Linked DNA regions of Homo sapiens: regions 2 and 3 are each linked to region 1. A link is an interaction called in ENCODE POLR2A ChIA-PET data of the cell type or tissue named here. Cell type or tissue: HepG2. All regions are shown on one strand.

Evidence for each region. ChIA-PET counts read pairs that join two places held together with the same protein. Peaks named below come from ENCODE experiments on the same cell type or tissue, not always from the same donor. Only the 100,000 strongest peaks of a DNase experiment are listed, where the experiment ranks them.
Region 2: POLR2A ChIA-PET joins it to region 1 with 5 read pairs; 21 of 35 experiments call an interaction of 5 or more read pairs at or near these places.
Region 3: POLR2A ChIA-PET joins it to region 1 with 6 read pairs; 4 of 35 experiments call an interaction of 5 or more read pairs at or near these places.

The regions. Positions count from the first base shown.
Region 1 is chr14:22,963,970-22,968,969 of GRCh38, reverse strand. No RefSeq gene overlaps it. Among named protein-coding and RNA genes, the nearest start is that of HAUS4, 9.4 kb to the right of the region's middle. In HepG2, no CTCF peak of the experiment used is centred here; DNase peaks (open chromatin) are centred at 2,269, 2,844 and 4,311.
Region 2 is chr14:22,901,330-22,906,329 of GRCh38, reverse strand. It overlaps RBM23 (RNA binding motif protein 23), which reads left to right. Exons shown (of 14, transcript NM_001077351.2): 5 at 1-135; 6 at 671-724; 7 at 877-994; 8 at 1,084-1,236; 9 at 1,318-1,455; 10 at 2,004-2,069; 11 at 3,948-4,143; 12 at 4,231-4,350; 13 at 4,447-4,516; 14 at 4,597-5,000. The coding sequence ends at 4,600. Among named protein-coding and RNA genes, the nearest start is that of RBM23, 15 kb to the left of the region's middle. In HepG2, a CTCF peak has its summit at 508; a DNase peak (open chromatin) is centred at 3,029.
Region 3 is chr14:22,720,639-22,725,638 of GRCh38, reverse strand. All of the region lies in intron 1 of OXA1L-DT (OXA1L divergent transcript), which reads left to right. It also overlaps the pseudogene LOC100421646. Among named protein-coding and RNA genes, the nearest start is that of OXA1L-DT, 43 kb to the left of the region's middle. In HepG2, no CTCF peak of the experiment used is centred here; no DNase peak of the experiment used is centred here; H3K27me3 peaks cover 1,533 bases.

The sequences.
Region 1 (5,000 bases):
CACCTGAGGTCAGGAGTTTGAGACCAGCCTGGCCAACATGGTGAAACGCTATCTCTACTAAAAACACAAAAAATTAGTCAGGCGTGGTAGTGGGAGCCTGTAATCCCAGCTACTCGGGAGGCTGAGGCAGGAGAATGGCGTGAACCTGGGAGGTGAAGCTTGCGGTGAGCCGAGATCATGCCACTGCACTCCAGCCTGGGCGACAGAGCGAGACTCCGTCTCAAAGAAAAAAAAAAAAAAAAGCCGGGCGCAGTGGCTCACACCTGTAATCCCAGCACTTTGGGAGACCGAGGTGGGTGGATCATGAGGTCAGAAGATCAAGACCATCCTGGCTAACACGGTGAAACCCTGTCTCTACTAAAAAATACAAAAAAATTAGCCGGGCGTGGTGGTGAGTGCCTGTGGTCCCAGCTACTCGGGAGGCAGAGGCTGGAGAATGGCATGAACCCGGGAGGCGGAGCTTGCAGTGAGCCAAGATCGTGCCACTGCACTCCAGCCTGGGCAACAGAGCAAGACTCCATCTCAAAAAATAAAAAAAATAAAAAAAATAAATAAATCTGGTGATGGTTTTCTCTCTGCCTTACTCCTTAGAGAGTATCTTCCCCTCCACCACTTGGAGCTCTCTCAGGACCAGGGAAATGGTAAGATGCCATTTATAATCAGGCTGGAGACTGTCCTCAGTCAAGGAGGATGTAGAGAAAGACCTACTTCCAAGCACATAAAGCCAGCTGGATGAGAACCTTCAGACTGTACCTATAAAGAAGGGAATAAAAAGAGGAAAAGGGGCCGGGTGCAGTGGCTCACGCCTGTAATCCCAGCACTTTGGGAGGCCGAGGCCAGCAGATCACCTGAGGTCAGGAGTTCGAGACCAGCCTGGCCAACATGGTGAAATGCCATCTCTACTAAAAATACAACAATTAGCTGGGCGTGGTGGCGGGCACCTGTAGTCCCAGTTACTCGGGAGGCTGAGGCAGGTGAATCGCTTGAACCCGGGAGGTAGAGCTTGCAGTGAGCCAAGATCAGGCCACTGCACTCCAGCCTGGGCGACAGAGCAAGACTCTGTCTCAAAAAAAAGGGGGACCACGTGCGGTGGCTCAGGCCTGTAATCCCAGCACTTTGGGAGGCTGAGGCGGGCAGATCACGAGGTCAGGAGATCGAGACCATCCTGGCTAACACGGTGAAAACCCCATCTCTACTAAAAATACAAAAAATTAGTTGGGTGTGGTGGCGGGTGCCTGTAGTCCCAGCTACTCTGGAGGCTGAGGCAGGAGAATGGCGTGAACCCAGGAGGCGGAGCTTGCAGTGATCCGAGATCACACCACTGCATTCCAGCCTGGGTGACAGAGTGAGACTCCATCTCAAAAAAAAGGAAAAGGATGGCCAGGCACAGTGGCTCATGCCTGTAATCCCAGCACTTTGGAAGGCTGAGGTGGGAGGATCGCTTGAGTCCAGGAGTTCAACACCAGCCTGGGCCACATAGTGGGACCCTGACTCTACAAAAATAAAAAAGTTAGCCAGGAGTGGTGTCGTATGTCTGTAGTTCCAGCTGCTCTGGAGGCTGAGGTGGGAGGGTCACTTGAGCCTGGGAGGTTGAGGCTGTACTGAGCCATGATGGTGCCTCTGCACTCCAGCCTGGGCAACAGAGTGAGACCCCTGTGTCAAAAAACAAACAAACAAAAAAAAACAGAAAAGAACCAAAGGACTGAAATAAGATTAGAAGAAACAGGTAAGCTAAGGCGTTATTTAGTTTTGTGATGTAGAAGTTCCCATGCCCCCAGAGTTGGTCTGGGGTCATTCAGAGCCCTTATGGTAAAGTTCCATGAAAAGAGTCTAACCAATCTCAGTTCTCTCTGCCCTCTCCTACCTTACAGTGAGGAATACCTAAGAATGGGTTTCTTGCTTCTATAGGGGCCTCTGGAATATCCACACTTGGCACTGGTTGTGAAGGACTGAAGTTTTACCTTGAAAACATGAGCAAATCTTTACTGGGACATATAGATTAGACCAGAATAACTGTGATGATAGGAGAGTCATCAGAGACAAATTCTGTTTACTGTGGGTGTCATTTCACCTACAATTGACCTTACTTGGAAAGCATAGTGCTAATCCACGGGAAGGGAACCAGGTTACCATCCAAGCAGGGAGCGATGGTTAATAAAAGATACCAGTCAGGCTTAGACGGTTCAAACCAAGTGGGATGTGATTTTCGAGATAACCCAGTCACCTCATTTTACTGAATGAAGAATAGAAACTGAGTGATGATGTCACTTTCCCAAGGTCACACAGCTGGATAATGACTTTCCAACTTTTGAAGACCAATAAAGGGCCGTTTGCCTTCCTCCCTTCTTCCACCCCCTTTCATAGGGATTCCCACAGCACAAGTAAACTGTAAAGGTTTACGTATTGTAAATGAGATAAGCACTTCATTATGATAGAGAATTAGGGAAACTTTTAGTGGGAAAGCCGGGGAACACAAGCAGCAATAATGAAAACGTCTGGTTCTTACCGATGTTTTTTTTTGTTCATTAGGACTAGCAGTAGCCAAAGTACCTTTAAAAGCACACTAGGAGAAACAGGGTGGGTGCAGTAGCTCACGCCTGTAATCTCAGCACTTTGGGAGGCCGAGGTGACTGGATCATTTGAGGTCAGGAGTTTGAGACTGGCCTGGCCAACATGGTGAAACCCCTGTCTCTAATAAAAATACAAAAATTAGCTGGGTGTGGTGGCTCATTCGTGTAGTCCCAGCTACTCTGGAGGCTGAGGCACGAGAATCACTTGAGTCCAGGAGACAGAGGTTGCAGTGAGCTGAGATTGCGCCACCACACTCCAGCCTTGGTGACAGAGTAAGACTCTGTCTAAAAAAAAAAAAAAAAAAAAGGAGGCAGGGCATGGTGGCTCACGCCTGTAATCCCAGCACTTTGGACTTTGGGAGGCCAAGGCGGGTGGATCACCTGAGGTCAGGAGTTTGAGACCAGCCTGGTCAACATGGTGAAATCCCATCTCTACTAAAAATATAAAAAATTAGCCGGGTGTGGTAGTGGGCGCCTGTAATCCCAGCTACTCAGGAGGCTGAGGCAGGAGAATTGCTTGAACCCAGGAGACGGAGGTTGCCGTGAGCCAGCATGGTCCCACTGCACTCCAGCCTGGGTGACAAAGTGAGACTCCGTCTCAAAAAAAAAAAAAAAAAAAAAAACACATTAGGAGAAGCAAAGGAAATATACTGAGAGTCCCTGTCCTTGAGGAGGTCACAGTCTAGCCAGGGAGACAAATGAATGCATAAAATGACTTGAAAAGATTACAAGCAACATGTCAACAATTGCAAAGTAATTATTAGAAACAAAAGGCCAGGCATGGTGCCTCACGCTTGTAATCCCAGCACTTTGGGAGGTGGAGATGGGAGGATTGCTTGAGGCCAGCCTGATCAACATAGCAAGACCCCATCTCTATTCAAAAATTTTAAAAAGGCTGGGCGTGGGCCAGCCATGGTGGCTCACGCCTGTAATCCCAGCACTTTGGGAGGCCGAGGCAGGTGGATCACCTAAGGTTGAGAGTTCGAGACCAGCCTGACCAACATGGAGAAACCGTGTCTCCACTAAAAATACAAAATTAGCCGGGCGTGGTGGCGCATGCCTGTAATCCCAGCTACTCGGGAGGCTGAGGCAGGAGAATCACTTGAACCTGGGAGGTGGAGGTTGTGGTGAGCTGAGATCATGCCATTGCACTCCAGCCTGGGCAACAAGAGCGAAACTCGGTCTTAAAAAAAAAAAAGGACTGGCCGTGGTGGCTCACGCCTGTAATCCCAGCCCTTTGGGAGGCTGAGGCAGGTAGATCACTTGAAGTCAGGAGTTCGAAACCAGCCTGGCCAACATGGTGAAACCCCGTCTCTACTAAAAAACAAAAATTAGCTGGGCATGGTGGTATAAGCTTGTAACCCCAGCTACTTGGGAGGCTGAGGCAGGAGAATTACTTGAACCCCGGAAGCTGAGGTTGCAGTGAGCCGAGATTGCGCCACTGCACTCCAGCCTGGGCGACAGAGCGAAACTCTGTCTCAAAATAAATAAATAAATAAATAAATAAAATAAAAAAAAAAAAAACTGGTTGCCAACATTTATAACAGAAATTTCACATAAAAATCTGGATATTTTATATGAAGAGCTGGATTTCTAAGGTTTTGTTTGTTTGTTTGTTTTTTTAATAATCAGAAGATCTGTCATCCCTGAGCTTCCATTCCCACATGGCAGCAATCATTCTGTCATGACTCTGGACCCATCATCACTCTGTACCCTACGGCATTAGGTCCAGTTGTCCACTGGGACTGAATGATGGCTGCTCCTTTGTTTGGTGTAGTCTCTTCTTTGTCAGTCTCCACCACTCTGAAGTCTGCACCCTTCACACATTATTTACCCTCCTGGCTCCTGTAGACTTTTGGGTCAGTATCCCATGATTTGTATGATTCTGATGGGCTCCCTCCCCATCAAACCTTCCATTATTAATCATTTGAAGAAAGCAATAAATTAGTTTTGAAATGCTGCCCAAGAAATGCATCCATTTCAGAATTATCTGTGCCTGGGTTTTTTTATAAGGCAATTCAGTCATGGGAAACCCTGCTGGAATAATCTACTTGGCTACTATGGCTGCATACTGCAAATTAACTGAGCAAAATTTCCCTTCGATAAGTGGAATATAGAAAGTCTACTAAGTTGCTAACTTTCTCAAGGTTTTGCTTTTTTTGCCATAATACCTTAATCATAGGAGGCGTTTCAAAATTCACAATGTGTGTTCTTCCCAAGCATGAAACTCCAAATGTCCTTTAGTTGTTCTATTTCTCCCACTGGTTCTGATATAATTTTTAAAGGAGAATATCTCTTTCATGTGCAACTTGGTATAAAACAGTGTCACCACCAGCTTAAAATCCAAGGAGGCCAGGCATGGTGGCTCACACCTGTAATCCCAGCACTTTGAGAGGCCAAGGAGGGCGGATCACGAGGTCAGGAGATTGA
Region 2 (5,000 bases), 63 kb after region 1:
TCGGAGCCGAAGTCCAGGTCGGCAGTGTCGTCACCGTAGCCGTAGCTGGGATCGTCGACATGGTAGTGAGTCGCGAAGTCGGGACCATCGTCGTGAGGATCGTGTGCATTACAGGAGTCCTCCACTTGCCACTGGGTATCACTTTTTGCTAATAGATTCACTTTTGTATAATAATCTGGATAAAACAACAAATGCACTATGAACCCTGCTTGAGGGTGCTTATTATAACACATTGTGATTGGCAGGATACTCAGGCACAGAAAGGGTTGGTATTCAAAATTTACTGGTGTGGTGGCTCATGCCTGTAATCCCAGCACTTTGGGAGACTGAGGCCAGAAGATCACTTGGGCTCAGGAATTCAAGACCAGCCAGGACAACATGGCGAAACCCTGGTTCTACAAAAAATGCAAAAATGAGCTAGATATGGTCATGTGTGTCTGTAATCCTAGCCACACAAGGAGGCTGAGGTGGGAGGATTGCTTGAGCCTGGGAGGCAAAGGTTGCAGTGACCCGAGATGGCGCCACTGCACTCCAGCCTGGGTGACAGCGGAAACCCTGTCTTAAAAAAACAATGAGATGAAGTACTGGAATCTGGTTTTCTCACCATGGAAGACCCAGCATTGGACCAATGAGAATAAGGTTTCACCTTTTGTTTTTCTCTATTCTTTAGTTATAGGTATGGACACAGTAAGAGTCCTCATTTCAGAGAGAAGAGCCCAGTCAGGTGGGTTGATAATGAACACTGTTTTAGGGATTGTGAGGTATGAATAAAAGGTTATTTGAGCCAAATTACAGGAATGTGTAATACTTGAGGGTTAGCTGGAGAACAATGACCAGGTATTGGGAGGGCTGGTCTCAACACATTTCACTCTTCAGGGAGCCAGTTGATAATCTGAGTCCTGAGGAGCGTGATGCCCGCACAGTTTTCTGTATGCAGTTAGCTGCCCGAATTCGGCCTCGAGATCTGGAGGACTTTTTCTCTGCTGTAGGCAAGGTAACCCTCCCACCTTAGTTTTCTTCTGAGTAGCTTAGCTTGTATCTCCCTTTATGCCTAACTCAGGATTTCTTTTGCGTCCTGGATAGGTTCGCGATGTACGTATCATCTCAGATCGGAACTCACGTCGTTCTAAGGGCATTGCCTACGTGGAATTCTGTGAAATCCAGTCTGTGCCACTGGCCATTGGGCTGACTGGGCAGCGGTTGCTGGGAGTGCCTATCATTGTACAGGCTTCACAGGTGAGCAGGCTGAGAAACAGACATAAGATTTTAAGGGGAGAGGGAATGTGGGACATGACCCATCATTTCCTCCTTCCCCAGGCAGAGAAAAACCGACTGGCAGCCATGGCCAACAACCTGCAAAAGGGCAATGGTGGACCAATGCGCCTCTATGTGGGTTCCCTGCACTTCAATATCACTGAAGACATGCTCCGGGGCATCTTTGAGCCCTTTGGTAAAGTGAGTAGAAGTGAGAGAAACCTCTGAAGGGAATTGGAAGAAGTGGGGAGGGTGAGTGTTTGAGTGTACTTCTCTGTTGTGCCTGGCCGTGATTAACCTGCTGCATACGTCATAGTGGGCATATGAGTCTATGCTGTGAAAGTTTGGCTCCATCTCTGTTCATGTGCTTGGTGGACAAATAAGTTAGACACAAATCAAATAATAGGCCAGGTTAAGAAAGATTAAAAAATACAAAAATTAGCCAATGTGGTGGTGCACGCCTATAGTCCCAACTAGTCGAGAGGCTGAGGTGGGAGGGTCACTTGAGCCTGGGAGGTCAAGGCTGTAGTGAGCCTCGGAAAAAAAAAAAAAAGTCCACCTTTTACCAAAATATTTCTACTGACTAATCTTTTTTTTTCCGAGACAAGGTCTCACTCTGTCACCCAGGCTGGAGTGGGTGAGACTTTTTGAGACTCTGTCTCAAAAAAAAAAAAAAAGCAGTCTGGGTAGGAAAGATTGAAGATGTGGGCTAGTCAAAAGTTTACTGATAATTTCTCACTCTTCTACAGATTGATAATATTGTCCTGATGAAGGACTCAGATACAGGCCGCTCTAAAGGTTATGGTTTCATCACGGTGAGTCTCTAGTCTTTTAATTTTTTTATTTTACTTTGGGTTTGTCCACTTGTCTGATTTTGCAGCTTAGCTTCATCCTCCTCCTTTAGGAACTGTCTAAATGACCCATAAACCCTGGTGCCTGAAGCTTGGACTAGCCTTCTACCCCTTGAGATGAGTGCATTGCTTGAGATCTTGGCTTTGCTCCTACACTCTGTCAGTGGCCCTGGTATGGGGGTGTTCAGGAGTTCACCCAGCTTCCCTGGTGCTGCAACTTGGCTCTTTGGGTAATAGTAACCAGGCTGCAGCTAAAAGGTTGGGGGTGTGAGGGAGGTTAGGTATGGGCTTTTAAAGACATGCTTTATAGAATTGATGTTTCTCATAACAGGGATGGGAATAGGAAATTATACTTCCCTCTGGTGCTACCCCATTTGAAGCAATTTCTGCACCGAGAAGGATCAGTTATTAACGTAGCACTATGGGGAGAATAGTGAGGCCACCTAATTATGGGCAAGCTTCACCTTTTCCTGACATTCCAACAAAATGGTTGCCAATTCCTATAACTGGTTCTTCCAGCCCCATGTGACTCCAGGCTGAGAACTGGCTGCCAGCCACAAAGTCTGATAGAAGCTTGTATTTTCTGGGCTTAAACCAGGCAGCATACACTCCCACAGTGACCCACAGGGCAGAGGGCAGTAGGTTGTATTCTGTCATTGGAATTGCTCACCTCAAAAATATCCAGTAAAGGCAAGCCATGTATAACACCTGCCTAGGAACTGTCAGTACCACATGCCAGGCCCTAAGGCAGGTAATGCTGCTAGCTAGCTAAACAAGCTAGCTGTGGTGTTGACAATTCTGTGGTGGCAAGTAACTTTTGTAACCTTTTCTCGCTCTCTGTGTGACTGAGATATGGAAAGGCTTCTGTGGGGCATTTTTGCCCTTGCATTGTTGCCTTTTGGGTCAACAACCTTGACACTTAAACAAACAGCAGACTGGGAATCCTCTTTGTACCAGTGTGTTGCTGGGTGCTGCTGATAAAAGGGACTAGAGAGTAAAGGCCTTCTGGTCAGCAGGTCACTTAGTCAACAGCTCTTGTGTGTATGTGGGGGTGTGGGTTCTGCCTTGCTGTCAGCACTAGGGTGTGTTCCCTCTTAAGCCTGGAATTAGGAGTTCCAGATTCCTAGTACTTAACTAAAATTTGGCCAGGCGCGGTGGCTCACACCTGTAATCCCAGCAGTTTGGGAGGCCAAGGTGGGTGAATCGCCTGAGGTCAGGAGTTCGAGACCAGCCTGACCAACGTGGTGAAACCCCATCTCTACTAAAAAATAAAAATAAAAAAACTAGCTGGGCATGGTGGTGGGTGCCTGTAATTCCAGCTACTCGGGAGGCTGAGGCAGGAGAATTGCTTGAACCCAGGAGATGGAGGTTGTAGTGAGCTGACATGGTGCCACTGCACTCTAGCCTCAGTGACAGAGTGACAGAGTGGGACTCCGTCTCAAAAAAAAAAAAAAAAAAAAAAAAAAAAGACTAAAACTTACTAGGATAGAGAACTGAATTAAAAGCCCAGGAGCCTTGTTCTTAGCTTGTCTTCCATTTGATATACCCATTTGTGAAATAACTTGTCAGGCTAGGTTTCCTACAATAATAAAATTTTGCATTGTTAGATTCTTAATGGAGCTGAAAGATTGAAAAGTGACTGCCATTGAGTCCATTGGAAAAGGTCCTTTTCAGAGAACCATTTTGAGGTGATGGGCCTAGGTCATATTTTCTGGGAAAGAAAAGTTTGTACCTCAGTGAGCATACAATTTTCCTGGGATAGTAGGACTAGGGAGTGTTACTGGGTCTTTGAGAGCATGTCTTTGGTGAGTAGGTGACTAACATGGCCTGGGTTTCTCATAGTTCTCTGATTCTGAGTGTGCCCGGCGGGCCCTGGAACAGTTGAATGGGTTTGAGCTTGCTGGTCGACCTATGAGGGTTGGCCATGTGACTGAGCGACTGGATGGTGGCACAGACATCACTTTTCCTGATGGGGACCAGGAGCTGGATCTGGGATCAGCAGGTGGACGTTTTCAGCTCATGGCAAAACTGGCAGAAGGTAAAATATCTCCGCAAGGTGAAGATTATGGGGTTGAATTTTAGATGAAGGGTTGGGGCTTAATCCCACCTTTTCTTTTCCTTTTAGGCGCTGGAATCCAACTGCCAAGCACTGCTGCTGCTGCTGCTGCCGCCGCCGCCCAGGCTGCTGCCTTGCAACTGAATGGAGCAGTTCCCTTGGGGGCCCTGAATCCAGCAGCTCTGACTGGTAGTCTTGGACATGGGAAAGGAAGGGAAGGTTTGGGGGTCTGGAAAGAAGGAGTGCGCGGTGCTTGCTCACTCACTCTGCCTGTCTTTGTTCTAGCTCTGAGTCCAGCCCTGAACCTTGCCTCCCAGTGTTTCCAGCTCTCCAGCCTCTTTACCCCCCAGACCATGTGAGTCTCAGGGTCTAGCTCATTCTAGCCTTTGATTATTCTCTTTCCTTTGGCTTCCCATTTACCTCTTCTTTCCACAGGTAAATCAGTGGCACAGTATACTGCCTCCTTGTGCCTCTGGATCCTGCCACTTCACATCTACTCTTCCATGGCCCCATTTCTCCATTTTGTGGACCAAGCCATCCTGAGGGCATGGACATTGTCTCTGAGGAAATTGGGGCCACCCTTAAGATACCAAGAAAAGCTCCTGCCCATGGTCCCACTGGAAATGGACTCTGCTGAGCAAAGCCACCAGTTGAAGAGAACAGAATCCACACCTGCATTGAATACCTGTTTCTCCATGTGTATCGTCTCTGAGATTACCTTCTTGCCCTTTCCAACACCTTAGTGATTCCTCAATTTCTCCCCCATTGGGAAGGCCATAGGGCATACTGAAGGAACTGACCTCTCTCCTTTTCCTGTACCTTTAACCTTTAGTCTGTCA
Region 3 (5,000 bases), 240 kb after region 1:
AGAGAGATCAGATTGTTGCTGTGTCTGTGTAGAAAGAAGTAGACATAGGAGACTCCATTTTGTTCTGTACTAAGAAAAATTCTTCTGCCTTGAGGTTCTGTTAATCTATGACCTTACCCCCAACCCCGTGCTCTCTGAAACATGTGCTGTGTCACCTCAGGGTTAAATGGATTAAGGGCGGTGCAAGATGCGCTTTGTTAAACAGATGCTTGAAGGCAGCATGCTGGTTAAGAGTCATCACCACTCCCTAATCTCAAGTACCCAGGGACACAAACACTGTGGAAGGCCGCAGGGACCGCTGCCTAGGAAAGCCAGGTATTGTCCAAGGTTTCTCCCCATGTGATAGTCTGAAATATGGCCTCATGGGAAGGGAAAGACCTGATCGTCCCCCAGCCCGACACCCATAAAGGGTCTGTGCTGAGGAGGATTAGTATAAGAGGAAGGCATGCCTCTTGCAGTTGAGACAAGAGGAAGGCATCTGTCTCCTGCTGGTCCCTGGGCAATGGAATGTCTCGGTATAAAACCCGATTGTACGTTCCATCTACTGAGATAGGGAAAAGCCGCCTTAGGGCTGGAGGTGGGACATGCGGGCAGCAATACTGCTTTGTAAAGCATTGAGATATTTATATGTATGCATATCTAAAAGCACAGCACTTGATTCTTTACCTTGTCTATGATGCAAAGACCTTTGTTCACGTGTTTGTCTGCTGACCCTCTCCCCACTATTGTCTTGTGACTGTGACACATCCCCCTCTCGGAGAAACACCCACTAATGATCAATAAATACTAAGGGAACTCAGAGGCTGGCGGGATCCTCCATATGCTGAACGCTGGTTCCCTGGGTCCCCTTATTTCTTTCTCTATACTTTGTCTCTGTGTCTTTTTCTTTTCCAAGTCTCTCGTTCCACCTAACGAGAAACACCCACAGGTGTGGAGGGGCAACCCACCCCTTCAAGCAATGATCCTCCTCATCTTCATAATGCTATTTTTGGCTTTAAAGTCTATTTTACCTAATATTAATAAACGTATGCCGATTTTTTTAGTTAACGTTTTTCTAGTATATATTTTTTCATCCTTTTACCTCCTATAAATAGCTTATAGTTTAGTTTTGAGTTAAAAATTTCATTCTAGGGCCAGGAGGCGTGGTGGCTCACACCTGTTATCCCAGCACAAAGGATTCAAGGCTTACCACATTGACAAGATAAAAAATTAAGCAGGGCAATGGGAAAAAGTAAAAATAAAAGGAAGCTGAGAATGAGGTTATATTAAAGGCGCATGCCATGAGGCTATATACTCTTGCAACCATAGGATCCAAAACTGACAAGCTTCCTAGCAGCCAGCACAGAGAGAAATGTGATCTTGTAATGATTCACAGCACCCATAACATAAAAACAAATCTTTGTCATTTAGGAAAAGACATTACAATTAAATAAAGTTAAAATTTCATTTCCTCAGTTGCACTAGCCACACTTGAGGTACCCAACAGTCACATGTGACTAGGGGCTACCACATTGGATCATGCAGACATAGAACATTTCCATCCTCACAGAAATTTCTATTAGTACAGAAATGGGTGGAGGAAAAGGTGCCAGTAAATGCTTCCTCTTTGTGTTGTCCAGAGTGCTGAATTTCTGGGTGGCCAGGGGGACCTTGCTCTGCTATGGGTTGAAGATTCAGCCTGACCGCTTCTTGTCAAAGTTGGCTCTGGGCCTAGCAAGGCAATCTACTCTGTTCAAAAGTGGATAGAGGGAGAAGCTGGGAGGAACATTACAATTTTTTCTATGAGCCCTCTGTAGAGGGTGGATGATGGGGGTTCCACAGGCTGCTCCTTGGTTTCACAGCCCGTGCCCAGGGGTGCTGGCTTCAAGCCCTTCAGACAAGCAAGATCAGCTCTGCCCCTCCTGCTTCACTTGCCCTGTAGCTGTGGAAGCTACCACTAGGGAGGTCCTGCCTGGGGCCCTGCAGGTGTGGAGCTCAGGTAGGAGCCCTATTCTGGTAACCTCTCAGTAAGGTAACCTCTTACCTTACTGGCCACCCTCCTGGACAATCCTGACTCCTATCCCCTGTTCCCCTGCAGAGCCAGCTGAGCCCCCAGGAACCCCTCCTGCCTCTCACAGCCATCTAGATGCAGCTTCTCTGCCCACAATTGTCCCCTCTAAAGGTAGCACCCAAAGTTAGGGAAAGATTAGGCGGCAACTGGGCTTAGAGACCACCTGCTGTCACTGATTGTCCCCACTGCTGGCTAATTTTTAAAAATTGTTTTAGAGACAGGTTCCTGCTATGTTGCTCAGGCTGGTCTCAAACTCCTGGCCCTAAGTGATCCTCATTCCTCATCCTCTTTTTTTTTTTTTTTTTTGAGAGGGAGTATCGCTCTGTCACCCACGCTAGAGTGCAGTAACACAATCTCGGCTCACTGCAACCTCTGCCTCCCAGGTTCAAGCAATTCTCCTGCCTCAGCCTCCCAAGTAGCTGGGATTACAGGTATATGCCACCACACCTGGCTAATTTTTTAATATTTTTGATAGAGACGGGGTTTCACCATGTTGGCCAGGATGGTCTCAATTTCTTGACCTCACAATCCACCTGCCTCGGCCTCCCAAAGTGCTGGGATTACAGGCGTGAGCCACCATGCTCAGCCTTCCTCATCCTCTTGAGTAGCTGGAATTACAGGTGTGAGCCACTGCACTTAGCTCCTAAACTGACATAGTTTGGATATGTCCCTGCCCAAATCTCATGTTCAATTGTAGTCTCCAGTGTTGGAGGTGGGGCCTGATAGGAGGTGATTGGATCATGGGGGCAGTTTCTCACGGTTTAACACCATCTCCCTTGGTGCTGTCATCACAATAGTGAGTTCTCATGAGATCTGATTGTTTGAAAGTGTGTGGCACCTCCCCCTGCCCTCGGTCCTGCTCCTGCCATGCAAGATGCCTGCTCCTCCTTTGCCTTCCACCATGAATCAAAGCTCCCTGAGGCCTTCCTAGAAGCAGATGCTGCCATGCTTCCTGTACAGCTTGTGGAACTGTGAGCCAATTAAACCTATTTTCTTTATAAATTACCCAGTCTCTGGAATTTCTTTATAGCAGTATGAGAATGGACTAACAAATAAACATTTTAATTTTCTAACTATTTTTTGCTGATATATAAAACAAAGCTTTTTTTTGTGGACTGAACTTGTATCAATTGAAATTATTAATTCCAAGAGCATATCAGTGGTGATAATAATAGCATTATTTCTTCCATTCTCAATACTTAGTCCTTTAATTTCTTTTTCTTGCTATAATGCATTGGATAGCAACTGTAGTACAGTAGAAGTGGGTGATAGCATGGTGATTTATTCCTGATCTCAGAAGGTAATCTTTCAACATTTTACGACAAAGTATGATGTTTGCTATAGGTTTCTATAGTTGCTCTTTAATAGATTACAAATATTTCTTTAACTTAAGAGTGTGATAAAGAGTTATTTCTTTTTTTTATTTTTATTTTTAGAGATGGGGTCTTGCTCTATTTCCCAGGCTGGAGAGAAGTGGCTATTCACAGGCTAGATCTTAGTGAAATACAGCCTTGGACTCCTGGACTCAAGTGATCATGCTGCCTCAGCCTCCCTAGTAGCTAGGACTACAGGTGCAAACCACTGCACCAGCAAAGAACTATTTTTTTTTTTTTGAGATGGAGTCTCACTCTCTCACCAGGCTGGACTGCAGTGGCACAGTCTTGGCTCACTGCAACCTCCAACTCCCAGGTTCAAGCAATTCTCCTGCCTCAGCCTCCCGAGTAGCTGGGACTACAGGTGCATGTCACCATGCCCAGCTAATTTTTGTATTTGTAGTAGAGACAGGGTTTCACCATGTTGGCCAGGATGGTCTCGATCTCCTGACCTCATGATCCACCTGCCTCAGCCTCCCATAGTGCTGGGATTACAGGCGTGAGCCACCATGCCTGCAAGATGCATTATTTTTTTTGTGTATCATTTCATTCAGTATGCTGATATTTAGGATTTTTGTAGCTATGTTTGTGAGAAAGATTCGTTTGTAATTTTTCTTTACTGTCATGTCCTTTTCAGTTTTGATATCAAGGTTTTGTTAGCCTCTTAAAATGATTTGGAAAGTGGTTTTTACTTTTTTCAGGTCTACATTCTCCCAGTTTCAAGTTCAGAGAGAGAGAGAGCCTCTCTCCCATCAGTTCTCATAAGTGTCTCTGAATTGACTCATTTCGTCTCATTGGCCTGATTAGATGGTTGTGAGGCCATCCCTAAGCCAATAACCATGGTCGTGCTCTGATTCATTGAGAATGAAGTCAGTGCCACCTGGGCTACATAGACTGAGAATGGAAAGGGGCTTTCTTGAGAAAAATCAGGATCCTATTAGGGTAAGAATGGGTAATGGATGCTAGGCAGGTAGAAACTGCATATGGCCATTACATTATTTTTCTCTGACTTAAAGAACTTTAAAAACTTTACATAGCCAAATTTACATTTATTTTTTCATATTTTTTCCATTAAAACAACTCTACACACCTTAAATAAGATAATTTTCTACCTAAACTTTTCTTCTCGTTCATGTTTTATGTTTATCTGTTTAATTCATTTTGAATTAATTTCAGTTTAAAATATGAAGTATCTAACTTATTTTTTCCCTAAGATAGATCTCTCTCTCTCTTTTTTCTTTTTTTTGAGATGGAGTCTCTCTTTGTCACCCAGGCTGGAGTGCAGTGGCGTAATCTCGGCTTGCTGCAACCTCCGCCTCCCATGTTCAAGCGATTCTCCTGCCTCAGCCTCCCAAGTAGCTGGGACTACAGGTGTATGCCACAACGCCCAGCTAATTTTTGTATTTTTAGTAGAGACGGGGTTTCACCATGTTGGCCAGGATGGTCTCAATCTCTTGACCTTTTGGTCCGCCTGCCTTGGCTTCCCAAAGTGTTGGGATTACAGGCGTGAGCCACTGTGCCTGGCTGAGATCTCTTAATTCAGCTTTATTTATTCAACTGATTCCTTCTCTAAAAGA